Linked DNA regions of Homo sapiens: region 2 is linked to region 1. Evidence: read pairs that join two places in POLR2A ChIA-PET (ENCODE). Cell type or tissue: Panc1. All regions are shown on one strand. Each heading gives the region's core, and the rest is flanking DNA. Links, peaks and the distances in the headings are about the cores only. Region 1 overlaps C5AR1 (complement C5a receptor 1). Region 2 holds the start of NOP53-AS1 (NOP53 antisense RNA 1).

Region 1 (9,707 bases), core at 1-8,000:
GGCCACAGGAAGCCCAGGACCAGCCGGACGATGGCCACGGCTCGCTCCCGCCGTTTGTCGTGGCTGTAGTCCACGCCACACAACACCTTTGGTGGAAAGTACTCCTCCCGGACCACCCGGTACAGGAAGGAGGGTATGGTCAGCAGCAGGGCTAAACCCCAAGCCACGGCACAGGCGATCCAGGCCAAGCCAGCCCCTCGGAAGTTCTGGCACCAGATGGGTTTAAACACCAGCAGAAAGCGGTCGGCGCTGATGGTGGCCAGGAGCAGGATGCTGGCGTACATGTTGAGCAGGATGAGGGAGGGCAGGATGCTGCAGGCGGCCCCGCCAAAGGGCCAGTGGTGATGCTGTACAATGGACGTGAACAAGATGGGCAGCGCCAGGCAGGAGAGGAAGTCGGCTACCGCCAAGTTGAGGAACCAGATGGCATTGATGGTCCGCTTGGCCTCGAATGCCGTCACCCAGACCACCAGGGCATTGCCCAGCACTCCCACCAGGAAGACGACTGCAAAGATGACCAAGGCCAGGATGTCTGGAACACGCAGCGTGTTAGAAGTTTTATCCACAGGGGTGTTGAGGTCCAGGGTATCCTTGTCATCATAGTGCCCATAATCAGGGGTGGTATAATTGAAGGAGTCCTAAGGGGAATCGGAGAGAGCAGAGAGGATGAGTCTGCAGACATGTGCCCGGGTAGGGGGCATCCTGGCTCAGGCATGTGGCTTTTCCCCTGTGTGGCTTTTTCTCACTAGGAAATGGGGATGCTGAGGGCTGAGAGTCAACTAGGGTGTCACACCACTTATTAAAATATTGAGGCAGATGCCGTAGCTCACGCCTGTCATCCCAGCACTTTGGGAGGCCGAGGCGGGCGGACTGCTTGAGCCCAGGAGTTTGAGAATAGCCTGGGCAACATGGCAAAACCCCGTCTCTACTGAAAATACAAAAATTAGCCAGGCGTGGTTGCACTTGCCTGTAGTCCCAGCTACTCCGGAGGCTGAGGTAGGAGGATCACCTGACCCCAGGAGGCAGAGGTTAGAGTGAGCCGAGATCATACCATTGCACTCCAGCTTAGGTGACAGAGTGAGACCCTGTCTCAAAAAAAAAAAAAAAAAAAAAATGAAATGATTCCATGCTAGTTGGACCCCTTGCCAGTCTGCCACCTCTCCCCTCAGTCCCATCCTGCGAAGCCCCTGGGCTTCCCCACGATCCAGCAGCCTAACGTCAAAGTCTAGCCCTACTGGCCGGGCACGGTGGCTCACACCTGTAATCCAGCACTTTGGGAGGCCGAGGTGGGTGGATCACGAGGTCAGGAGTTGAAGATCAGCCTGACCAATGTAGTGAAACCCCGCCTCTACTAAAAATACAAAAATTAGCCAGGCGTGGTAGTGGGCGCCTGTAATCCCAGCTACTTGGGAGGCTGAGGCAGAAGACTTGCTTGAACCCAGGAGGCAGAGGTTGCAGTGAGCCGAAACAGCCCCATTGCACTCCAGCCTGGGTAACAGAGTGAGACTCCATCTAAAAAAAAAAAAAAAAAAAAAAATAGAACAAAAAGGTCCTGATCACTTCTTCCCAGACAGAGCTGAAGGAAGCTGTCATGCACCCAAGAAAGAAAGGCTGCAGTCCATGGCAGCTGGACTGGAGAAAGCCTTGTAGGTGAAATCTGTGTCCAGAGGCACCAGACACTGCAGTAAAGCACCCATCAGGGCACTGAGTGATCACCCGAAAGCAGCCAGTACTTACTGAGCACCTACTATGCATGCGGCATGGAATTTGCTCTTTCCATCCTGACCACAACCTACAAGGAGGTTCTGTTAATATGCCCATTTCAGGCCAGGTGTGGTGGTGCACACCTATAACCCAAGCACTTTGGGAAGCCAAGGTGGGCAGATCACCTGAGGTCAGGGGTTCGAGACCAGCCTGGCCAACATGGTGAAACCCCGTCTCTACTAAAAATACAAAAATTAGCCAGGCGTGGTGGCGGGCACCTGTAATCCCAGCTACTCGGGAGGCTGAGGCAGGAGAATCACTTGAACCTGGGAGGTGGAAGTTGCAATGAGCTGAGATAGCGACACTGCACTCCAGCCTGGGCGACAGAGTGAGACTCCACCTCAAAAAAAAAAAAGAAAGAAAAAAAAATGCCCATTTCGCTGATGAAGAAGCACGAGGCACCAGAAGGTGAAGTAGGCTGTTCCAGGTCACTCAGAGAGGATGTGAACCCATACGGGCTGGAATGCAAACCAGACAGGCTGCCCCTGACCATTTCCAAGAGGTGAGTTTTGTGACCTATGGAGCTAGCCCAGTCCTGAAGGCCACTTTGACACCAACCCAGAGAAAAGGGGACAGCAAGAAATAGAAATCATTCTGGAAATACTGAGAGCTGTATTTGCAGCTCTAAATATTTGAATTTGCAGATGGAGTTTTGTACATTTTTTTTTTTTTTTTGAGATGGAGTCTCACTCTGTCGCCACGCTGGACTGCAGTGGCACGATCTCGGGTCACTGCAACCTCTGCCTCCCAGGTTCAAGCGATTCTCCTGCCTCAGCCTCCTGAGTAGCTGGGACTAAAGGCACCTGCCACCACACCCTGCTAATTTTTGTATTTTTAGTAGAGACAGGGTTCCACCATGTTGGTCAGGCTGGTCTCGAACTCCTGACCTCGTGATCTGCCTGCCTTGGCCTCCCAAAATGCTGGGATTACAGGCATGAGCCACCACACCCGGCCTGGTTTTTCTACCTTTAAAACACTCACCTCAAAGATTAAATAAGATGAAAAATGCCTAAGCACCTAGCACAGCGCCTGACACAGAGAAGAGGACAAGAAGTGGCAGCCATTGGTATTATTATTTGTCAGTTATTGAAGAGCTCAGATCCACATCCCTGAACCACTATATATATATATATATTTTTTTTTTTTTGAGACTGAGTCTCACTCTGTCACCCAGGCTGTAGCTCAGGGGTGTGATCTTGGCTCACTGCAGCCTTGACTTCTCAGGCTCAAGTGATCCTCTTGCCTCAGCCTCCCAAGCAGCTGGGACTACAGGTGCATACTACTGTGCCCAGCTAATTTTTAATGTTTTTTTAAAGAGGAGGGTCTCACTGTATTGCCCAGGCTGGTCTCGAACTCCTGGGTTCAAGCAATCCTCCGGCCTTGGTCTCCCAAAGTGCTGGGATTACAGGCATGAACCACCACGCCCAGCCCCGTTTTATATTTTTTTTTTTTTTTTTTTTTTGAGACGGGGTCTTGATCTGTCACCCAGGCTTATGTGCAGTGGTGCAATCATGGATCACTGTCACCCCAGCCCCTCTGGCTCAAGCAATCCTCCTGCCTCAGCCTCTTGAGTAGCTAGGACTACAATTGTGCACCACCACACCCAGCTAATTTTTGTATTTTTTTTCTTTTTTTTTTTTGGTAGAGATGGGTCTCGCTTTGTTGCACAGGCTGGTCTCAAACTCCTAACTTCAAGCAACCCTCCTGCCTTGAACTCCCAAAGTGCTGAGATTACAGATGTAAGCCACCATGCCTGGATAGTTTTGTTTTTTTTTTTCTAGTTCCCTTACATTGCACCTGCCCAAGGTTAGCCAGGCTATGGGCAGTGGGCATTTACTGGTGGAATCATATCCATGAGTAAATTATTGAAAGATAAGATGTCAGTATCTGCTAATGAGTGAATGAAAAAGGTGGGGTTTAGCCACGTGGTGGAATATTACTCAGCTATGAAAAGGAAGTGCTGACACATGCTGCAATGTGGATGAATCTTGAAAACATGATGCTAAGTGAAAGAAGCCAGTCACAAAAGGCCATTAAAAATACAAAAATTAGCCAGAGTGTTGGCGCGCACCTGTAATCCCAGCTACTCCAGAGACTGAGGCAGGAGAATCACTTGAACCTGGGAGGCGGAGGTTGCAGTAAGCTGAGATCATGCCAATGCACTCCAGCCTTGACTGAGCAAGACTCTGTCTCAAAAAAAAAAAAAGGTGATAGAAAGATGGATGGATATAAATAAACGGATGGATAGATAACGAATGGGTGAATGAGTGGATGCATGGATGATGGACAGATAGATGACTGATGGACAGACAATGGATACATGGAGATATGATTGAGAGATAGATGATAGATAGATAGATGATAGATACATAGATAATGGGCTGGGCATGGTGGCTCATGCCTGTAATCACTTGAGGCCAGAAGATCAAGACCAGCCTGGCCAACATAGTGAAACCCCATCTCCACTAAAAGTACAAAAAAATTAGCTGGGCCCAGTGGTGTGTGCCTGTAGTCCCAGCTACTTGGGAGGCTGAGGCAGGAGAATCGCTTGAACCTGGGAGGTGGAGGTTGCAGTGAGTCAAGATTGCGCCACTGCCCTCCAGCCTGGGCAACAGAACAAGACTCTGTCTAAAAAAAAAAAATAGCTAGATAACGGATGGATGGATGGATGGATGGATGGATGAATCGATGGACAGATGGATGGATGGATGGATGGATAATGGAGAGACAGATACAGTAAATTTGGAGAGTCTAGGTAAAATGTATATGTATATGAGCCTGTTCCATTCTTGTCATTTTTCCGTAAGTTTGAAAATATTTCCAAATAGAAGGTTAACATTTTTAAAAATATTTTCACTGGTAAACAGCCCCTGCCCTCAGCCACCCACTTCTTCTATTGCCCGCTCCCAGCACCCTAAGTTCCTGTTTCCTACTCTGGGACACCCCCACTCCAGGTCGCCATGTTCATGTCACTAAAGAGTTAATGCTAGGTGCAGCAGGAGGCCCTAGACCCTGCCCAGGGGACCTCTGCACTTTAGCACATTGTTAAATATTTTGAATGTTCCCTTTGGCTGTGACGCATGAAGGTAAATTTTGCCTCTGCTGGTTTCGCAAGCTCCCAGCAATCCTTGACTGCAGAATGACTCAGACCCTCGTAAGGGGAGCCTCCCCACCCTCTGCTCTGACATCGCCTTGTCACTCCCTCATCAGCTGACAAAGCTCCGTTCCTGCCATGAGCTCACTCAGTCCTTTCCTCTGGTTGACTTCAGAAAGGCAGAAAAAATACGCTGATTCCAACGTCCTGTGGTTTCCGGGATCTTCAGACGCAAACGGCTTGCAAAGTTTGCCACTGCAGCACCTCTCCAAAGACTGGAAATAACTGACATGTCCAGCAAGAGGGGACTGGCTAAATTAATGATGGTACATCCAGGCAACAGAATACTACACAGCTATCAAAAAGAATGGAAAAGTTGGCCAGGTGCAGTGGCTCATGCCTGTAATCCTAGCACTTTGGGAGGCTGAAGCAGGGGGATTGCTTGAGCCCAGGAGTTCAAGATCAGCCTGGGTAACCTAGCAAGACCCTATCCCTACAAAAAGGAAAAAAACAGACAAAAAGAATGTTTATATAATGATGTGGAAAGACCTCCAAGATCTAGGGTGAGGCCAGGCGTGGTGGCTCACGCCTGTAATCCCAGCACTTTGGGAGGCCAAGGAAGGTGGATCACTTGAAGTCAGGAGTTCAAGCCCAGACTGGCCAACATAGTGAAACCCCGTCTCTACTAAAAATACAAAAATTAGCTGGGTGTGATGGCAGGCACCTGTAATTCCAGCTACTCAGTAGACTGAGGCAGGAAAAACACTTGAACCCAGGAGGTGGAGGTTGTAGTGAGCCGAGATCGTGCCACTGCACTCCAGCCTGGGCAACATAGCGAGACTCCATCTCTAAAAAATAAAATAGGCTGGACACGGTGGTTCACGCCTGTAATTCCAGCAATTTGGGAGGCCCAGGCGGGTGGATCACCTGAGGTCAGCAGTTCAAGACCAGCCTGACCAACATGGTGAAACCCTGTCTCTACTAAAAATACAAAAATTAGCCAGGAGTGGTGGCGTGCGCCTGTAATCCCAGCTATCTGGGAGGCTGAGGCAGAAGAATCACTGGAACCCGGGAGGTGGAGGCTACAGTGAGCCGAGATCGCTTCACTATACTCCAGCCTGGGCAACAAGAGCAAAACTCCATCTCAAAAATAAAATAAATAAAGTAAAATAAAATAAAATAGTGAAAAATAAACGTAGGTAGCTGCATTGTGGCACGTGGCCCACATATTGGGCAGTGCAGGTCCAGGGCCACTCTGGGGGTTCTAATTGCCCGGCACTATTCCATGTGCTTCCCAGGTGTTGGCTTAGTAATTTCCTAATCACAGTGCATATCTATGTGACAATAGCACAAAGGGCAGGGTACTATTATTCTTCCTAAATTCACATGCTCATTAGAGGAACAACCCTTGTCTGTTGCATGGAGAAAGGGGCAGAGAGCAGAAGCTGGGAGGAAACGGAGATTGGAACTGTCCAGGTGACGTGAGGCATGACGGTGGCTTAGACAAGGGTGCTGGCCGCAAGATGTGAACGATCGGATGAGAACAGGGTGAAGGAGAAGGCGCAGTACCTACAAGAACAGCCATAATCATTGCCAGGCTGTCCTGAGCCTTTCTCGTGTATTATCTCATTGAACCCACAAAGCAACCCTAGGAGACTTACTTGTTGCAACAGCAACACTCATTTTCCAGAAGAGAAAAATGAGGCTACAGAGAAATGAACAGACCTCTCCAAGTCTTCTCGGTTAGCAAGAACAGAGACAGGAGAGAAACTCCTGAGAGCTGAGCCCCAGAGCCCTCTCTCTCTTTTTTTTTTTTATGAGACGGAATCTCGCTCTGTCCCCAGGCTGGAGTGCAGTGGCGCGATCTCAGCTCACTGCAAGCTCCGCCTCCTGGATTCACACCATTTGCTAGCCTCAGCCTCCCGAGTAGCTGGGACTACAGGTGCCCGCCACCATGCCTGGCTAATTTTATTTTTAGTAGAGACAGGGTTTCACCGTGTTAGCCAGGATAGTCTTGATCTCCTGACCTCGTGATCCACCCACCTCAGCCTCCCAAAGTGCTGGGATTACAGGCATGAGCCACCGCGCCCAGCCCAGAGCCCTCTGTTTGAGTGGCTACCAGGCAGGCCTAAAGTGCATTGGGAGTGGGGGGGCATGCATTCTAGGCAGAAAGGAGAGAGGAAGGGCAGGTGGTGCACAGCAGAAACGAAAGGTCAGCATGGCTGGCAGGCGGCCAAGATAGGACTGGAAGGTCTGCAGATGCTGAGTTAAAGAATGTGGCTGGACGCCAGGCGCGGTGGCTCACGCCTATAATCCCAGCACTTTGGGAGGCTGAGGCGGGTGGATCACGAGGTCAGGAGTTCGAGACCAGCCTGGCCAACATGGTGAAATCCCGTCTCTACTAAAATAAAATACAAAAATTAGCCGTGTGTGGTGGCACGCACCTGTGATACCAGCTACTTGGGAGGCCGAGGCAGGAGAATCACCAGAATCCAGGAGGCAGAGGTGCAGTGAGCCAAGACTGCACCACTGCCCTCCAGGCTGGGTGACAGAGCGAGACTCTGTCTCAAAACAAAACAAAACAGACCAAATATTAGAAGCAAACTAAATTTCCATTGAAGGGGATGAAACCTCCTACTAGCATATTACTCAGCTGATAAAAGAAAGAAAGAAGCACCAGGCTGGGCAACATAGCAAGACCCCACCTCTACAAAAAATTTTAAATCTAGCTGGGTGTGGTGGCATGCACCTGTAGTCCCACCTACTCAGGAGGCTGAGGTGGAAGACCTCAGTAGACCCTGTCTAGAAAAAAGAAAAAAAGGAGGAGGAGGAGGAGGCAACTCCCTTGAACTACACGGGAATGAAGTACCTTCCTCAAGGTTAAGGGGAAATTAATGAATGCCTAATACAACGCCTGGTATGCAGTAAGCACTCAATAAATGCTAGTTAATAATACTATATGTTATTCATTTAAAAAAGCCAGATGTAGAGTACTGTACAAAACATACTGCCATTTATAAGGCTGGGAAAGGATAGAAATGTCACCCACATTGAGCGCCAACTGTATACCAGGCACTGCTACAAGAACTTTTCATGCATTCACTCAGTCAATTCTCTCAACTAGCCTATGATGTAGATTCTAGTATTATCTTCACCTTAAAGATAAGGAGAAGGAGGCTGGGTGCGATGGCTCACGCCTGTAATCCCAGCACTTTGGGAGGCCAAGGCGGGAAGATTGCTTGGGGCCAGGAGTTCAAGACCAGCCTGGCCAACACGGTGAAACCCCGTCTCTACTAAAAATACAAAAATTAGCCAGGCATGGTGGCAGGCACCTGTAGTCCCAGCTACCTGGGAGGCTGAGGCAGGAGAATCACTTGAACCCAGGAGGTGGAGGTTACAGTGAGCTGAGATCACACCACTGCACTCTAGCCTGGGCAACAGAGCAAGACACTGTCTCAAAAAACAAAAAGATAAGGAGACAGAAGCACGGAGAGGACAGATCTCCGCAACTATTTCATAGTAGAGACAGAAGCTGAGCTCGGTTTTGGGGTTCCCCGCATCACACTAGTCCTTACTTTGTTCCCTAAGCATCTGTGCTCTCAGGCATCTGTAAACTGTTTCTGGAAGGATCCACCACAAACTGGCATCCCATGGTTGCCCCAGGTAGGGTAGGAGGCAATGAAAAGGAGTCAGAGGGCCAGGTAGGGTGGCTCATACCTGTAATCCCAGCACTTTGGGAGACCAATGTGGGTGGATCACGTGAGGTCAGGAGTTCAAGACCAGCCTGGCCAACATGGTGAAACTCCGTCTCTACTAAAAAGACAAAAAATTAGCCAGGCGTGGTGGCGCATGCCTGTAATCCCACCTAGTCGGGAGGCTGAGGCAGGAGAATTGCTTGAAGCCGCGAGGCAGAGGTTGTGGTGAGCCAAGATCGTGCCATTGCACTCCAGCCTGGGCGACAAGAGTGAAACTCTGTCTCAAAATAAAAGGAAAGAAAAGGAGTCAGAGGCTCTGGGGTAGGCAGGGAGAATGAGTTTTTTTTTTTCTATGTTTGTTTTTTGAGATGGCCCTGTTGCCAGGCTGGAGTGCAGTAGAGCAATCTCGGCTCACTGCAACCTCTGCCTCATGGGTTCAAGCGATTGTCGTGCCTCAGCCTCTCAAGTGCTGGGACTACAGGCGCCCGCTTATATGCCCAGCTAATTTTTGTAGTTTTGGTAGAGACGGAGTTTCACCATGTTGGCCAGGATGGTCTCAATCTCCTGACCTTGTGATCCGCCCGCCTCAGTCTCCCAAAGTGCTGGGATTACACGCATGAGCCACCGCGCCTGGCCGAGAATGAGTTTTTACCAAGTATCATTTGGTACTTTGGAAAATGTTTTGGAAAGAAAAAAAAAAAGAAGAAGAAGAATCAGAGAGTCCCGTTTGCCCAAGTCGGATCTCAAGGGTGGAATGCAGGAATGAAGCAACATCAGACCCCTCCCTGGTCCATCCAAACCATCTTCCGTTTCCTCTTTGACACAGATGAAGCAAGGCAATGCCTGTGTTACAGCAGGTGCTGAATCGCAGCTCTGCTGGCTCAGTGCCCAGGCCTCCAGACGCAGGGATGACAGGGACCCTCATTTAGCCTGGGGTGCATTCCTTCTGACACTCACAGAATCCATGGCATAACCTGCTTCTGCCACCAACCATGGAGGGTCCCCATCCATCTCTGCTCCTGCCTGGGCCTCAGTTTCCCCATCTCTGTCATGCAGAACATCTCAAACGACCAGGCATAATGGCCTCATGCCAGTAATCCCAGAGCTTTGGGAGACCAAGGTGGGAGGATGGCTTGAGGCCAGGAATTTGAGAC
Region 2 (17,097 bases), core at 4,303-12,302, 450 kb before region 1:
GCTTATCTCTGAGCCTGTTTCTCCATTTGGAAGTTGGGTGTAATTGCCTACAGGAAATGTTCACTCATTTAACAAATAGGTACTTCATAACCACCTGCAGTCCCAGTTTCCAGGGATACAGCAATGAATAAATAAACAAAGTCCCTTCCTTCATGGGAGTGATCTGGCAGGTAGAGACAAAGGGCAGGAAACAACATGAAAACAGCACTTCCATTAGATGGTTGATGTGAGCAGTAAGCGAGTTTATACAGGTAGGAAGAACTAGAGCTCTGACTGGCACACGGGGATAACTCAATAAACTCAGCCTGATGAGGTGGCTCACACCTGTAATCCCAGCACTTTGGGAGGCCGAGGCAGGCAGATCACCTGAGCTCAGGAGTTCAAGACCAGCCTGGCCATCATGGTGAAACCCTGTCTCTACTAAAAATACAAAAATTATCCCAATGTGGTGGTGCACGCCTGTAATCCCAGCTACTTGGGAGGCTGAGGCAGGAGAATCACTTGAACCCAGGAGACAGAAGGCAGTGAGCTGAGATTGCACCACTGCGCTCCAGCCTGGGCGACAGAGCGAGACTGTATCAAAAAAAAAAAAAAAAAAAAAAAAAGGTTAACTCTATCTGGGATTTCCCTGTCCCCAGATCCCCTAGTCTTTACCTCTTAGAACCCTAAGCAAAGTTCAAGTCGACTCCACCCACCTCAGTCTGATCCCCCTGATCTTGGGAGGATTTAATGAGCAAGTGCATGTAAAGCAACACAGGGCTGGGCAAAAAGTGAATGACCCACAAATAGAGCTATCTTCTGTGACTCCCAGAGCCCTCAACAAAAACTCAAACCTCTGCCTGGGCAACATAGTGAGACCCCATCTCTATAAATACAAATTATATATATAGATATGTATATACACAAAAATATATATACAAAATAAATATATACATACCATATATATTTTTTTGTTTGTTTGTTTGTTTGTTTTTTGAGACGGAGTCTCACTCTGTTGCCCAGGCTGGAGTGCAGTGGCACAATCTCGGCTCACTGCAACCTCTGCCTCCCAGGTTCAAGCAATTCTCCTGCCTCAGCCTCCCAAGCTGGAGCTACAGGCATGCGCCACCATGCCCAGCTAATTTTTGTATTTTTAGTAGAGACAGGCTTTCATCATGTTGGCCACACTGGTCTCCAACTCCAGACCTCAAGTGATCTGCTCACCTCGGCCTCCCAAAGTGCTGGAATTACAGGCTTTGAGAACCGGGCCCGGCCCCAGCCAATTTTTTAAAATATTTTGTAGAGACAAGGTCTTGCTATGTTGTCCAGGCTGCTCTCAAACTCCTGGGCTTAAGTGATGTTCCTGTCTCGGCCTCCCCAAGAGCAGAGATTACAGGCATGAGCTACCTCTCCAGGCTCAAATTTCCGAATTTTTTAAGGACACCAGTCATGATGGTTTAGGGACCATCCTACTCCAGTATGACCCCAACTGATTATATCTGCAACGACCCTACTTCCAGGTAAGGTCACATTCTAAAGTACGGTGGGTTAAGACTTCAATATGCCAATTTTGGGAGTGGACCCAATTCAACCCATAACAACATCATTCAGGCTGGGCGCGGTGGCTCACGCCTGTAATCCCAGCACTTTGGGAGGCCAAGGTGGGTGGATCACGAGGTCAGGAGTTCGAGACCAGCCTGGCCAACATGGTGAATCCTCGTCTCTACTGAAAATACAAAAATTAGCCAGGCATGGTAGCGGGCACCTGTAGTCCCAGTTACTCCGGAGGCTGAGGCCGGAGAACGGCGTCAGCCCGGGAGGTGGAGCCTGCAGTGAGCAGAGATCGCGCCACTGCATTCTAGCCTGGGTGACAGAGCGAGACTCCGTCTCAAAAAAAAAAAAAAAAAAAATAGAGATGGAGCCAGGCGTGGTGGCTCACGCCTGTAATCCCAGCACTTCAGAAGGCCAAGGCGGGCAAATCACTCGAGGCCAGGAGTTCAAGACCAGCCTGGTAACATGGCAAAACCCCATCTCTACTAAAACTAAAAAAAAAAAAAAAAAAAAAAAATTAGCCGGACCTAGTGGTGCATGTCTGTTGTCCCAGCTACTCAGGAGGCTGAGGCTCGAGAATCGCTTGAACCCAGGAGGCAGAGGTTGCAGTGAGCTGAGATCATGCCACTGCACTCCAGCCTGGGTGACAGAGGGAGACTCCATCTCAAGAAAAAATGAAAACTAAAAATAAATAAAAATAAGAATAGATATGAGGTCTCACTATGTTGCCCAGGCTGGTCTCAAACTCTTGGGCTCATGCAACCCTCCTACCTCGGCCTCCCAGAATGCTGATTACAGGCACGAGCCATCATGTCCGCCCCATGTGTTCATTTTTAGATCTGTAGGACAGTCATGGTTTTCCCTTTTTTCCCATAATTATCTTGTAACAACATTATCCTCAAGAAGGCCCTCTCTAAGCCCCTGGCTCCTCCATCGCTGGCCAAGCCACTGTGGTTGTCACAGGTCCCGTGCCCTCACTGATGTCCTCAGCACACTCTGCAAGTGGCCGGGCTCAATGCAAAAGCTCACAGGACCTTTTGTTGACCAGGCTCAGGGCTGAGAACTTGCCAGGGGCCTCAAGAGAGAAGGGACATCACTGCCTCTGCCACTGTGAACAAAAGGGCCTCTGTTGCCCAGAAGTGGGGGATGCTGGAGGAATTAGTAATGACTTCTGGGCTGGGAGGCCATCCCCCTCCCCTTTTCTCTCTCTTTCACACACACAAACACACACATGACAAATGGTAACACACAAGTGATCTCCTTCACCCATTTACACAATTGCACATCCAGACAAACCCAACCCAGAGACACAACACATCAAACACCTTTATTCAGCCACACAGCTATACAAAAGCACACCTTGTTCTCAATACATGACAGCCCTGGCCAAGCGCAGTGGCTCATGCCTGTAATCCCAGCACTTTGGGAGGCCGAGGTGGGCGGATCACTTGAGGGCAGGCAGGCATTCAAGACCAGCCTGGCCAACATGGTGAAACCCCGTCTCTACTAAAAATACAAACTAGACGGGTGTGGTAGCGGGCGCCTGTAATCCCAGCTACTCGGGAGGCTGAGGCAGGAGAATCGCTTGAACCCGGGAGGCAGAGGTTGCAGTGAGCCAAGATTGCATCACTGCACTCTAACCTGGGCAACAGAGTGAGACTCTTGTCTCAAAAATAAAAAACAAACAAACAAAAAAATTCTACTACATTAGGTAGGGAGAGAATGGGCAGTTTTCACAGGTTGAAGACACAAGGCACACTCCCAACGTTTTAAAGGTTGTGAATATAAGCAAATTCCAAATGCATATTTCCAGCCCAGGAATTTTCTCTGAATTCCAAATTTTTACCTCCAACTGCCTACTTCACATCTATACTCGGGCGTCTAATGGGCATCTCAATCACGAGTTCCCATTTCTCCCCTGCACCTGCCCCACCTCTGAGCCCCTCCTTCCTCAGTCTTCCCCATCTCAGGCAATGGCAACTCTAGACCAAGTCCAGAAACCTTGGAGTCACCTTTGGCTCTTTTTTATTCCCCTTGTACCTCGGCCAGTTACGGTGGATCTACTTTCAAAATATATTCCTAGGCTGGGCGCGGCGTGACTCACACCTGTAATCCCAACACTTTGGGAGGCCGAGGCGGGCAGATCACCTGAGGTCAGGAGTTCGAGACCAGCCTGGCCAATATGGTGAAACCCCGTCTCTACTAAAAATACAAAAATTAGCTGGGCATGGTGGCAGGCGCCTGTAGTCCCAGCTACTCAGGAGGCTAAGGCAGGAGAATCACTTGAACCTGGGAGGCAGAGGTTGCAGTGAGCCGAGATCACGCCACTGCACTCCAGCCTGGGTGACAGAGCAAGACTCCATCTCAAAATAAATAAATAAATAAACGATACAAACGATACACGTAAGCTAAAATGTACCATTAGGGATATTTTGTGCATTGACACTGTTTTGCAGCCATCACTCCTGTCTAGCTCCAAGATATCTTCTTCACCCTAGACGTTGCCCCGTATTCATCAAGCAGCCCCTTTCCACTTCTCATCTCCCCAGGAGTCCCTGGCTCCATGAATCTGCTTTTTGCCTTAAAGGATTTGCCTGTTTTGGATATTTCACATAAATGGACTCGTACAACAGGTGACCTTTTGTATCTGACTTAGCATAACGTTTTTGGGTTTTTTGTTGTTGTTGTTTTGAGATGGAGTCTCACTCTGTCGCCCAGGCTGGAGTGCAGTGGTGCGATCTCAGCTCACTGCAACCTCCGCCTCCTGGGTTCAAGTGATTCTCCTGCCTCAGCCTCCCGAGTAGCTGGGATTACACGCGCCCACCACCACGCCTGGCTAATTTTTGTATTTTTAGTAGAGACGGGGTTTCACCATGATGGCCAGGCTGGTCTCGAACTCCTGACCTCAAGTGATCCACCTGCCTCGGCCTCCCAAAGTGCTGGGATTACAGGTGTGAGCCACTGCACCCGGCCTAGCATAACGTTTTTGAGGTTCACACACATTGTAGCACGTATCCACCTCACAGTTTTTGCATTTACTGTGCCCTCTGCCTGGAACAGTTTTCCTTCAGATAATTGCCAGTTTCTCTCCTCGCTTCCTTCATATCTTTGCTCAAATGTCACTTTTCTTTTCTTTTCTTTTTCTTTCTTTTTTTTTTTTTTTTGAGATGGAGTTTTGCTCTTGTTGCCTGGAGTGCTGGACAACAAGGCTGGAGTGTAGTGGCACAATCTCAGCTCACTGCAACCTCCGCCTCCCGGGTTCAAGCGATTCTCCTGCCTCAGCCTCCTTAGTATCTGGGATTACAGGTGCCTGCCACCACACTCAGCTAATTTTTATAAAAGTAGAGACGGGGTTTCACCATGTTGGCCAGGCTGGTCTCGAACTCCTGACCTCAGATGATCTGCCCGCCTCAGCCTCCCACCAAGTGCTGGGATTACAGGCCTGAGCCACCATGCCTGGCCAAAATGTCACTTTTCACTGTGACCTCCCCTGACATCCTATTTAAAACTGCAACCCCTCCCCCAACATTCTGTGCCCCCTCTTCCTCATGGCCCTCGTCACCTCTGACATTCTATGTATCTTACCAATAATGATTTTGGTTTTTTTTTTTTGAGACAGAGTCTTGCTCTGTTGCCCAGACTGGAGTACAGTCGCATGATCATGGCTCACTGCAACCTCGACCTCCTGGGCTCAGGTGATCCTTCCAACTCAGCCTCCCAGGTAGCTGAGACTACAGGTGCACATCACCATGCCTGGCTAATTTTTGTATTTTTTTCACAAAGATGGAGTCTCACTATGTTGCCCAGGCCAGCGTGAAATTCCTGGGCTCACGTGATCCACCAGCCCTGGCCTCCCAAAATGCTGGAATTACAGGCATGAGCCACCACGCCCAGCCTAAGCATGATTTTTTCATGTTCTGTTCCATCTCTCCCTACTGGAATGTGCACCTCGAGTTTTTCTTTTTGGTTCTCTTTCCTGGTATGTGCCCAGAAACTAAACAGTGAGTGGCACGTGACAAGCACTCAAATCCTTGTCAGATAAATGCATCTTTAGGAAAATATTTAGTAAGTTTACTGTTGGCTGAATGCAGTGGTTCAGGCCTGTAATCCCAGCACTTTGGGAGACTAAGGTGGGTGGATCACCTGAGGTCAGGAGTTCGAGACCAGCCTGGCCAACATGGTGAAACCCTGTCTCTACTAAAAATACAAAAATTAGCTAGGCGTGGCGGTGTATGCCTGTAATCCCAGCTACTAGGGAAGCTGAGGCACGAGAATGGCTTGAACCCGAAGGCGGAGGTTGCAGTGAACTGAGATTGTGCCACTGCACTCCAGCCTGGGCGACAACAGCAAGACTCTGTCTCAAAAAAAAAAAAAAAAAAAAAAACCTTACTGTTGAGTCGCTTATATTAATGAATACAATTTCGAACATTATTCATTTTCACAAAAACCATCTATAAAACCACAAGGCGAGGCTGAGGCAGAAGAATTGCTTGAACCTGAGAGGCGGAGGTTTCAGTGAGTCGAGATCGCGCCACTGCACTCCAGCCCGGGTGACAGAGCGAGATTCTGTCTCAACAACAACAACAAAAAAACCACATGGCACTTATCTGAATGTTCACAAACATTTAAAACAATTAAATCATGTAAAAACCGTATGTGAAACAGGAAAGCAAACTCGGTCATTTGTTAGCACCAACCAAGGAAATTCTTATCTCACTCTCCCTGCGATAACTCCCCTCTCTCTCTCTGGGCCAGCACCAGGTGCTTGGAATTCAGGCATGTTGGTGGGGAGGGGGTGTCTGTTTAATTTCCTGCTCAAATAAGCCTTTGTACCTCCTTAAAGGGAAAAGGCATATTTCAGATTTAAAATTTTTTTTTAAGTAGGGCTTATAGGCTCTTCTTCCACTGGGTGCAGAATTTTCCAAAGACCCACTGAGTTCCCGTCAGGCCTCTTCAGTTTGCCAGGAACATAGGCACACTGAAATTTGTATTGTACCACAATACAAATGCATACGGTGCGAGGCGGGAATCTGGTATAATTTATTCTGGTCAATACGGTACTCAAAGTAGCCATCCCGTTATTTGTGTGCTGGCTACACAAAGGTATACGGTATCTGCAGGTGTCTGGGAGCATTCTGCAGTGCAGGTGACTTCCTCAAATGCCACCTTCTCAGTGAGGTCTTTTTTCTTTTAAAAATATATTTTTTACATAAATCTTCAGATGTACAGATCAGCAAATTTTCCATATGTATAATATCATTTAACCACCCCAGATCAAGATATGGATCATTTCCAGTTCCCCAAGTTTTTCTCACACATCCTCCCAGTTAATTCCCTCATAAGGGTCACCACTGGCCTGACTTATTTCACCATAGATCAGTTTGGCCTGTTCTCAAACTTCATATAAACGTAATCACATACTGTGTACTCTTTATGTCTGGATTCTTTCCCTTGACATTATGTCTATGGCGGGTGGATGGATGGATGATGGATGGATGGATGGATGGATGGATGGATGATGGATGGATGGATGGATGGATGGATGGATGGATGATGGATGGATGATTGATGGATGGATGATGGATGGATGGATAGATGATGGATGGATGGATGGATGATTGATGGATGGATCAACGGATGCACAAGTGGATGAGTGCATGAATAATTGGATGGATGAGTGGGTGGATGGATGGATGGATGGATGGATGGATGGATGGATGAGTGGATGCTAAACCTAATGATTTTTTTTTTTTTTGAGACGGAGTCTCGCTCTGTTGCCCAGGCTGGAGTGCAATGGCGTGATCTCAGCTCACTGCAACTTCCGCCTCCCGGGTTCAAGCGATTCTCCCGTCTCAGCCTCCCGAGTAGCTGGGATTACAGGTGCCCGCTACTACGCCCGGCTAATTTTTGTATTTTTAGTAGAGATGGGGTTTCACCATGTTAGGCTGGTCTCAAACTCCTGACCTCAAGTGATCTGCCCGCCTCAGCCTCCCAAAGTGCTGGGATTACAAGCGTGAGCCACCATGCCCGGCCTAAACCAAATGGTTTTAGCAGCCATTGATGATGGTTGCCCATGGATGGATGGATGAGTGGATGGATGGATGAATGAATAAATGGATGGATGGATGAGTGGATTAGTGAATGGATGAGTGGATGAATAGTGGATTATGAGTGGCTGGATGAATAAGTGGATGGATGGATGGATGGATGAATAAATGGATGGATGGATGAGTGGACAGATGGGTGGGCAGTTGGGTGGATAAATGGGTTGATGGGCAAGTAGGTGAGTGGACAGGAGTCTAGCCAGGTGAGGTTTCCTCCCAGAAGGAAGACCACTGATATGACATCCTGTCCTTCACACCCACCTTCTTTCTCCTCTCTCCTACTACCCTCAGTCCCTCCTGCTGTTCAATGCTCCCTGGACACCAGCAGCAACTGCGCCTGCCTGGTGGTTCACATCTAGCTGGAGCTCCAGCTAGTGGGCAGGGAGACATAGTGCTGCTCCCAGCAGCCACGCTGCAGCTCCATGCCCACTGGGAAAACACCTAGAAAGACAGCTGGGCCTTCAAGCCAGAGGCAACAAGAGGCTCCAAAAATCAACTGCAAGGAGGTGGCAGCCCTAAGTAGACACCTGCTGGAATTCTGGAATTCAGGATGTCCAGGTAACCAGAGCATCTCTGCCCACCTGGGGCTTCAGATGGCCTGGATTCCAGTCTAGTCACGGCAGTGCCTTCTACCCTCCTCAATATCTGTGTCTTGACGTGGAAGTAATCACTCAGTTTTTTGGTTGGTTGTTTTTTTGGAGACAGAGTCTCGCTCTGTCACCCAGGCTGGAGTGCAGTGGCATGATCTTGGCTCACTGCAACCTCTGCTGCCCGGGTTCAAGTAATTCTTCTGCCTCAGCCTCCCTCAGCCTCCCAAATAGCTGGGACTACAGGCACATGCCACCACACCTGGCTAATTTTTGTATTTTTAGTACAGACAGAGTTTTACCACATTGGCCAGGCTGGTCTTGAATTCCTGACCTCGTGATCCACCCGCCTTGGCCTCTCAAAGTGCTGGGATTACAGGCGTGAGCCTCTGTGCCCAGCCAATCACTCAGCTTTTTAAATGACATTCATTTGTTGAAGAAAGCAGGTTGATTGGGTTTCCTACTGTCTAGATTTGACTGGTTTCACTCTGTGGTGTCATCTAACATGCTCCTCTGTCCCTAGTATATTCTATAAACTGGGAGTTAAATCTAGACTCTACTGGCCAGGTGCCATGGTTCACACCTGTAATCCCAGCACTTTGGGAGGCTGAGACGGGCCTATCACTTGAGGCCAAGAGTTTGGGACCAGCCTGGCCAACAGGGTGAAACCCTGTCTCTACTAAAAATAGAAAAATTAGCCAGGCGTGGTGGCGGGCGCCTGTAATCCCAGCTACTCCAGAGGCTGAGGCAGGAGAATCACTTGAACCTGGGAGGTGGAGATTGCAGTGAGCAGAGATCACGCCACTGCACTCCAGCCTGGGTGACAGAGCAAGACTCCGTCTCAAAAAAAAAAAAAAAAAAAAAGAAAAGGAATTGATTGTGGTCCTTTTTCTTTCCTTTTCTTCTGAGCTCCTTATATAGTAAAAATCACACAGCACTTGGCAATGTGCTGGGCACTGCTGTCAGCATTTACAGCATAAATAAAGTAATAGGTATTACCTCATTTAACGATAGACACTAGTATTCTCTCTCTTGAGGCTCAGAGAGGTTAACTTCCTCAAAGACACACAGCTGGTAAGGGATGGAGCCAAGATGTGATTCCAGGAGCTTGGCTCCAGAGTCCATGCTACTAACCAATGCCCTGTATCACCTGCATCAGCAGGCGTTGATTAAGCACCTTCTGCATACAAGGTTCACATGACCCCTAATAGTTAAAGATGTTTAGGATGTCAGAGGAGAAGCTGTAGTTCCCTGTTCATGGAGTTCAGATGGGAATAATCGGACTGAGAAGACTTGAAACCAACCCCCCAGCTTTTAGGTGGGGAGCCCGGTATTGCTCTTGATTCTACTTCACGTGGGTGGGGTGGGGAGAAGGGTGCAATTCAGGCTGACTTTCTGGAGTAGAGGGGCTTGAGGACAAAGGGGCAGGAACCCAGTGGGCCAGGGAGAGGGGCCCAAGGCTGATGTGCCAACAAGAGGAGGGGTGAGGCGGCCAGACTTGAACGCCAGACTCAAGGTTTGGATGGACTCCCGCCAGTGACAGGGGCAGAAGCGAAGCCTGGGGAAAGCAGCTGAGATGGGGGAGGGGACATCAGGGCATGTTTCAGGTAAGTTCTGCTCATAAGTGTCTGAAGCCGAGTTGTGACTGGCTTAAGCACTTCGCTCGTGTAATGGAAAAGCCTAAGGGAGGGCTTCAGGCACAGCTGGATCCAGATGTTCTGACGTCATCTCCCTGAGTCTGTCTCCCTCTATCTCTCGTCTCTCCTTCCTTAGGTTCCCTACTACCTCTGGTGACTCACAGGACTGGAAGCCCAGAACCTCTATGTGGAATCCTAGACCACCACAGCTTTGGGTATGTGACACCCTGAAATTCTGTCCCTGGAGGGGGAAACATTCCTTCAGCCCCTAGGGGTTCTAGGTAAGGTCCCAGACTGGCAATGGGAGAAAAGACAGGTGGGTGGTTGTTAGGGGTGAAGCCTGACACCCTTGCTCACTGAAAAGCGGCAAGGGTTTGACAGATCTGTCTCAGCAACTTCTCGCCCTGCCCCCACCATGGCAGACACATGGCCCTAATGGCCAGGGACCCCTGTCCGCCTCCAGGCCCACTGCCAGAATCCACACCCTTCCCTCCTGCTCACCCTCTACCTTAAACCCCCCGTCTCCCACTCTCCAGGTCAGGAACCCCTGCTGGCTCCCGCTCCCCAACTCCAGTGGGCCGCAGTCCCGGTCAGGGCCAGTGTGGAGGCCTTTGTAACCAGTGTGAGCCACTCAAGTCTCACCAACTGACCCCCAAGCCACAGCCCCTAGACCTCCAGAAGGCCCCCTGGACAGACCTAGGAAGCGGTCTCCATGGACCTGCTCCTGCCCATTCAGAAAGCAGCACTAACCCGCTGGCCCTCCCAGGGTCTAGCTGTCACCCTGCCTGCTGCAGTGTGACCCCTTGAGGGATCCTGAGCAGGAGTGACAGGAGAGCTAGGGCCGCTTGGGACCTCCCAGACTGTCTGGTTCCTGGCACAGGCTCAAGGCGCCTCCTGGCGGCCACTGTCTCCCACGTCCAGATTCTCCTTGAACTTGGGCGGCCCTGCATTTGATGGTCACACAGGATCAGGGAGTGGGGGCATTATTGATCACGCAGGACCATGGTGGTGCTATGAGGTTGCTCCCAGCCCTGAACACCCCCTCCCCGGGCAGTTCTCAGCAATGGATACCCTGCCCCGGCCTCCTGGCTGACCCTCCTAGGGTGCCTTCCAGCCTTGTGTGGGCAGGCTGGGGAGTAGCTCATCCGCAGCCCCGATTCTCTCCCACACCCTCCCCGCCACCTCTGCTCAGTGCCCTGTGCTGGTCCCCACCCCCCACCTTTTTCTCCTTCCCCCAGACCTCCCTGCCTTTCACCTGTCACCTTTGGTCTACGTGCAACTCCTACCCAGTCCCACTGCCTCAAATGCCACAAACCCACACGCTGACCACACATCTCTCCCTGCCAGGTCCCCAGAGCTCTGGTTCCTGTGTCCGCCAGCTCAGCAACATCGCCGTTCACAAGCCAAACGGGAAGCTCAGGCCTAATCCAGCCAAAGCCTCATCTGAATTTCTCTGCCCCAAAACCTACTCTCACTTGAGTTGTGTCTACCCATTAACATGGATTTTTTTTTTTCTTTTTTCTTTTTTGAGACAGAGTCTCGCTCTGTCCCCCAGGCTGGAGTGCAGTGGTGGGATCTCAGCTCACTGCAACCTCTGCCTCCCGCGTTCAAGTGATTCTCCTGCCTCAGCCTCCTGAGCAGCTGGGATTACGGGCGCCCACCACCACGTCCAGCTAATTTTTGTATTTTTAATAGAGGCAGGGTTTCACCATGTTGGCCAGGAGTCCTCTGACCTCAAGTGATCCACCCCCCTCAGCCTCCCAAAGTGCTGGGATTACAGGCGTGAGCGTGAGCCACCACGCCCAGCCTTTTTTTAAAAAAAAAAAAAAAATAGAGACAGGAGTCTGAGCAAGATGGCTCATGCCTTTAATTCGGTCCTTGGGAGGCTGAGGCAAGAGGATCACTTGAGTCTAGGAGTTTGAGACCAGCCTGGGCAACATGGGGAGACCCCATCTCCACTAAAATAACAAAAATTAGCCAGGCATAATGGCATGCACCTGTGGTCCCAGCTACTTGGGGGGCTGAGGTGGGGGGATCACCAGAGCCTGGGGAGGTGGAGCTTGCAGTGAACCATGATCGCACCACTGCACTCCAGCCTGGGCAACAGAGCAAGACCCTGTCTCCAAAAAAAAAAAAAAAAAAAAAAAAAAAAAAAACTGTAATGCATGATTGTCTCTAGCACCTAAATAGAAACCACTCCAGGTATCTTACAGGGAATTGAGTGCTTACAAAATCATGGGAAGCTGGCCGGGCGCGGTGGCTCACACCTGTAATCCCAGCATTTTGGGAGGCCGAGGCGGGCGGATCACGAGGTCAGGAAATCGAGACCATCCTGGCTAACACAGTAAAACCCTGTCTCTACTAAAAAAAATTGAAAAAATTAGCCGGGCACGGTGGCGGGCGCCTGTGGTCCCAGCTACTCGGGAGGCTGAGGCAGAATGGCGTGAACCAGGGAAGCAGAGCTTGCAGTGAGCTGAGATCACGCCACTGCACTCCAGCCTGGGTGACAGAGCAAGACTCCGTCTCAAAAAAAAAAAAAATCATGGGAAGCGGAAGCAGCAGCTCTAGGCCAAGCCCTCAGAAATGACACCCAGGACAGCACTGAACTGACCCAGCAGGGGCACTGCTGTCTCCAGTTCCGCTGCTGGAACTGCTCGGTTCAAGGACGCCAGGTCCAGCTGCAATTCCGGGATCACTCCTGCCGTCCACGCCTCACAGGGTGTCTCTAATTGTTGGCACCGAATTCTCATCCAGAATCCCAGCTGCTGAGGTGTCTGGGAAATACAGATGTTGCTTCTAACCTCTGATGAAAGGATGGAGGGAGGTCAGCCCTGCCCACCCAGCACCCACCACCACGAAGAGCGTGGGAGCACGTGGAGAGGACACAGAAAAGCAGATCTAAGGAAGAAAATAAAAATCCGCCAGGCAGGGCGTGGTGGCTCACACCTGTAATCCCAGCACTCTGGGAGGCCGAGGCGGGTAGATCACCTGAGGTCAGGAGTTCGAGAACAGCCTGGCCAACATGGCAAAACCCAGTCTTTACCAAAAAGACAAAAATTAGCCAGGCGTGGTGACACATGCCTATAATCCCAGCTACTCGGGAGGCTAAGGCAGGAGAATCGCTTGAACCCGGGAGGCAGAGGTTGCAGTGAGCCGAGATGGTGCCACTGCACTCCAGCCTGGGGGACAGAGCAAGATTCTATCTCAAAAACAAAAACAAAGGAAGAATCCTGTCGATTCCTTTTTTTTCAAGTTTGCTCCATTACAGAAAATTTGGGGCCTGGCTCAATGGCTCACATCTGTAATCCCAGCACTTTGGGAGGCCGAGGTGGGTGGATCACTTGGGGTCAGGAGTTTGAGACCAGCCTGGGCAACATGGCAAAACCCTGTCTCTACTAAAAATACAAAAAGAAAAAAATTAGCCAGGCATGGTGGCGTGGGCCTGTAAGTCTCAGCTACTCAGGAGGCTGAGTTTAGGGGATCACTTAAGCCCAGGAGGTTGAGGCTGCAGTGAGCTGAGACAGAGCCACTGTGCTCCAGAATGAGACCCTTTCTCAAAAAAAAAAAAAAAAATTGGAAATGCTGGAAAAAAGAGTAAGAAGGAGTCCTCTGAAATCCTCCCACTCAAGAGACTTTTGGCATGGGGGTTTGTCTGATGAACGCCAGTGTGGACGGCAGCAGATCCTGTTTGCTTTTTCCCACAAAGTATCCAAACACAAACACCTCCCAGTGGCTGCAGGCACTTCCGACCCCTCAGTTAATGGCCACAGAGGTGGCGTCCATGTGGCCAGGGCCCGCCCCATGTCCATGACCACGTTTCCTCCCATTCTGCAGAACGTTCTCAAGGACCGGCCTGTGCAAAATGCTCTTCCCCAACTTCCGGCTGTTTCTGTAGGCCACGTTCCCAAGCGTGCAATCACTGCGTCAAAGGGTCAGAGCATTTGGGAGGAGCCTCTGGCACAAATTGCAAGTTTCTGCATCTTTTTAAAATCATCTTCCCCTACCCTAACATTGTTATAACAGCAAATGCTCACCTAGAGCTTCCCCTGTGCCAGGGCCTGTTCCGATCGCTTTCCGTGCAGACTCACTCATCCTTGTAATAACCCACAGCAAGATAAGCACTATTGTTATGTCCATTTTACAGATATGACACTGAGGCACAGAGAGGTTGAGTAACCTGCACAACATCACACAGCCAGTATGTAACAGAGCGGGTCTGAAATCAGGACACGGACTCCACCATGCTCTTCACAACCCCATACTGCTGCCTACAGATGGTCTCCATGGTTTGTTTTTGTTTTTGTTTTTGTTTTTTAAAGAGACAGGGTGGCGGAGATTACAGTGAGCCAGGATCGCATCATTGCACTCCAGCCTGGGTGACAGAGCGAGACTCAAAAAGGAAAAAAAATAGACAGGGTCTCACTCTGTTGCCCAGGCTAGAGTGTAGTGGCACGATCACCGTTTACTGCAGCCTCAAACTCCTGGACTCAAGAGATCCTCCCACCTCAGCCTCCTGAGTAGCTGAGACTATGGGCACATGCCATTATGCCCAGCTCATTTTTTTTTTCTTTTAGAGATGGGGTCTTGCTATGTTGCCCAGGCTGGTCTCACTCCTGGCCTCAAGCAATCCTCCCAACTCAGCCTCCTGAAGGGCTGGGATGACAGGAGCAAGCCACTACATTCGTCTGGTCTCCATCCTTCTAAAAAGCAAAGTCATACCCATGCCACAAGCTTTTTGTTTTGTTTTGTCTTGTTTTTGAGATGGAGTGTCACTCTGTTGCCCAGGCTGGAGTGCAATGGTATGATCTCGGCTCACTGCAATCTCCGCCTCCTGGGTTCAAGCCATTCTCCTGCCTCAGCCTCCTGAGTAGCTGGGATTACAGGCACCTGCCACCACGCCTGGGTAATTTTTGTGTTTTTAGTAGAGATGGGGTTTCACCATGTTGTCCAGGCTGGTCTCGAATTCCTGACCTCAGGTGAGCCACCCACCTCAGCCTCCCAAAATGCTGGGATTACAGGCGTGAGTCACTGTACCTGGCTGATGCCTGAGGCTTTTATAATCTGGAGGACCCGCTTTAGGAAAAATAATACCAAGTTACAGACTCAAAAGCAGGTGCAGGGCCATGATAGAAACCTGTGCCATTACATGGCCCCGAAACCCCAATGTGCCATTTCCCTATTAGGACACTTTCAGTTAAAGTCAAGGGAATTTTTCTGTGCATACCCCCATACCCCACCACCTAGATTCTGCCCTTAACATTTCAGTGCTTTTGTTTTATGGGGCATCTGTTCATTAATCCACCTTGTTTTACGTTTTTTTTTTCTTTTTCTTTTTTTGAGACAGAGTTTCACTCTTGTTGCCCAGGCTGGAGTATAATGGCGTGATCTCAGCTCACTGCAACCTCCGCCTCCGGGGTTCAAGTAATTCTCCTGCCTCAGCCTCCCAAGTAGCCTAGCCGGGATTACAGACGCCCTGCCACTACACCCAGCTAACTTTTGCTATTTTTAGTAGAGATGGGGTTTCACCATGTTGGCCAGGCTGGTCTCAAACTCCTGACCCTCAGGTGATCCGCCTGCCTCCCAAAGTGCTGGGATTACAGGCATGAGCCACCGCGCCAGGCCTGTTTTACATTTTTCAAAGGAAACTGCAGACATTAGTGAAATTCGGCTTGTAAATTGTTAGCCAGAGTTCTGTATTTTGTTTTAGTCTCGCTGTCACCCAGGATGGAGCACAGTGGCATCATTATACTATGCTGCAGCCTCCACCTCCTGGGCTCCAGCCTCAGCCTCCCGAGTAGCAAGGACTACAGGAGCACAACACCATGACTAAATAATTTAAAACTTTTTTTTTTTTGAGACAGGGTCTCACTGTGTCACCCAGGCTGAAAGGCAGTAGATTTTGGCTCCCTGCAACCTCAACCTCCAAAGCTCAGCTGATCATCCCACCTCAGCCACCTGAGTAGCTGGGACTACATGGCACACACCACCATACCTGGCTAATTTTTTCCATCTTTTGTAGAAACCAGTGGGATTTTGCCATGGTGCCCAGGCTGGTCTTGAACTCCTGGACTCAAGCAATCCACCCACCTCAACCTCCTAAAGTGCTAGGATTACAAGTGCCACTGCACCGGCCTAAAAAATGTTTTTCTAGAGATGGAGTATCGCTGTGTTGCCCAGGGTGGTCTCCAATTCCTGGCCTCAAGCAATCCTCCTGCCTGGGCCTCCCAAAGTGACAAGATTACAGGCGTGAGCCACTGCGCCCAGCTGAATTCTGTACTTTTAGGCTTCTGACATAAAATTCGGATGTGAAATGTCATTTCTGTGCAAACACCCACAAACCCCTTTGCTGTGGACCCCCCATTTCACACACGGAAACAGACACATTTTCCCAGGCAATTAAATACCAAGGACTTCCTGAGGACACTAAGTGTCCAGGCCACAGAGTTTGTCCTTGAGTGGCTGTGACCACCCTCACCCCTGGGTATCCAGGAATGTGCCCGACGCTCCAATCGCCGTGTCCGGGCATTAAGAGCTTCCTCCCCATTTCCAGCAGTTTCCTTCAGTCACCCCTGGCAGAGTCACTGGGTCAGAGGCTGGCCTCCTTGATAGATGGTGTTTTTTTTTTTCTTTTTTTCCTGAGATGGAGTTTCACTCTTGTTGCCCAGGCTGGAGTGCAGTGGTGCGGTCTCAGCTCACTGCAACCTCCGCCTCCCAGGTTCAAGTGATTCTCCTGCCTCAGCCTCCCAAGTAGCTGGGACTATAGGTGCGTGCCACCATACCCAGCTAATTTTTATATTTTTTAGGAGAGATGGAGTTTCGCCATGTTGGCCAGGCTGGTCTCGAACTCCTGACCTCAGGTGATCCACCCACCTCCACCTCCCAAAGTGCTGGGATTACAAGTGTGAGCCACTATGCCCGGCCTCATTTTTACCTCTCCCTACTGCTCTATCGTCCACACATCCACCCCCCGCCGCCCCCAACACACACACACACAGCTGTTTTCCTACCTGCAGAACACACCTTTTTATTTAATATGGGAGGGGGAAGAACAGCAGAAATAGCTCCTTAAAGCCTTGTTCTGTGGCATGTGGTGGGGAGGTGGGAAGTTCTGACGTAAGTCTCTCCCTTCTATTTTATTTATTTATTTATTTATATTATATTTTATTATTTTTTGAGATGGAGTCTCACTCTGTCGCCCAGGCTGGAGTACAGTGGCACTATCTCGGCTGACTGCAACCT

Evidence for each region. Peaks named below come from ENCODE experiments on the same cell type or tissue, not always from the same donor. Only the 100,000 strongest peaks of a DNase experiment are listed, where the experiment ranks them.
Region 2: POLR2A ChIA-PET joins it to region 1 with 14 read pairs; 2 of 35 experiments call an interaction of 5 or more read pairs at or near these places.

What each region holds. Positions count from the first base shown.
Region 1 is chr19:47,310,712-47,320,418 of GRCh38, reverse strand. C5AR1 (complement C5a receptor 1) reads right to left here. Exons shown (of 2, transcript NM_001736.4): 2 at 1-638. Among named protein-coding and RNA genes, the nearest start is that of C5AR1, 5.7 kb to the right of the region's middle. RefSeq lists an enhancer at 4,753-5,047 and a silencer at 5,004-5,199. In Panc1, for the core only: no CTCF peak of the experiment used is centred there; a DNase peak (open chromatin) is centred at 4,868.
Region 2 is chr19:47,759,717-47,776,813 of GRCh38, reverse strand. It overlaps NOP53-AS1 (NOP53 antisense RNA 1), which reads left to right and starts at 7,974. Exons shown (of 3, transcript NR_132382.1): 1 at 7,974-8,192; 2 at 9,995-10,073. RefSeq lists silencers at 9,366-9,626, 10,368-10,662. In Panc1, for the core only: CTCF peaks have their summits at 10,542 and 10,753 (motif pointing left); no DNase peak of the experiment used is centred there.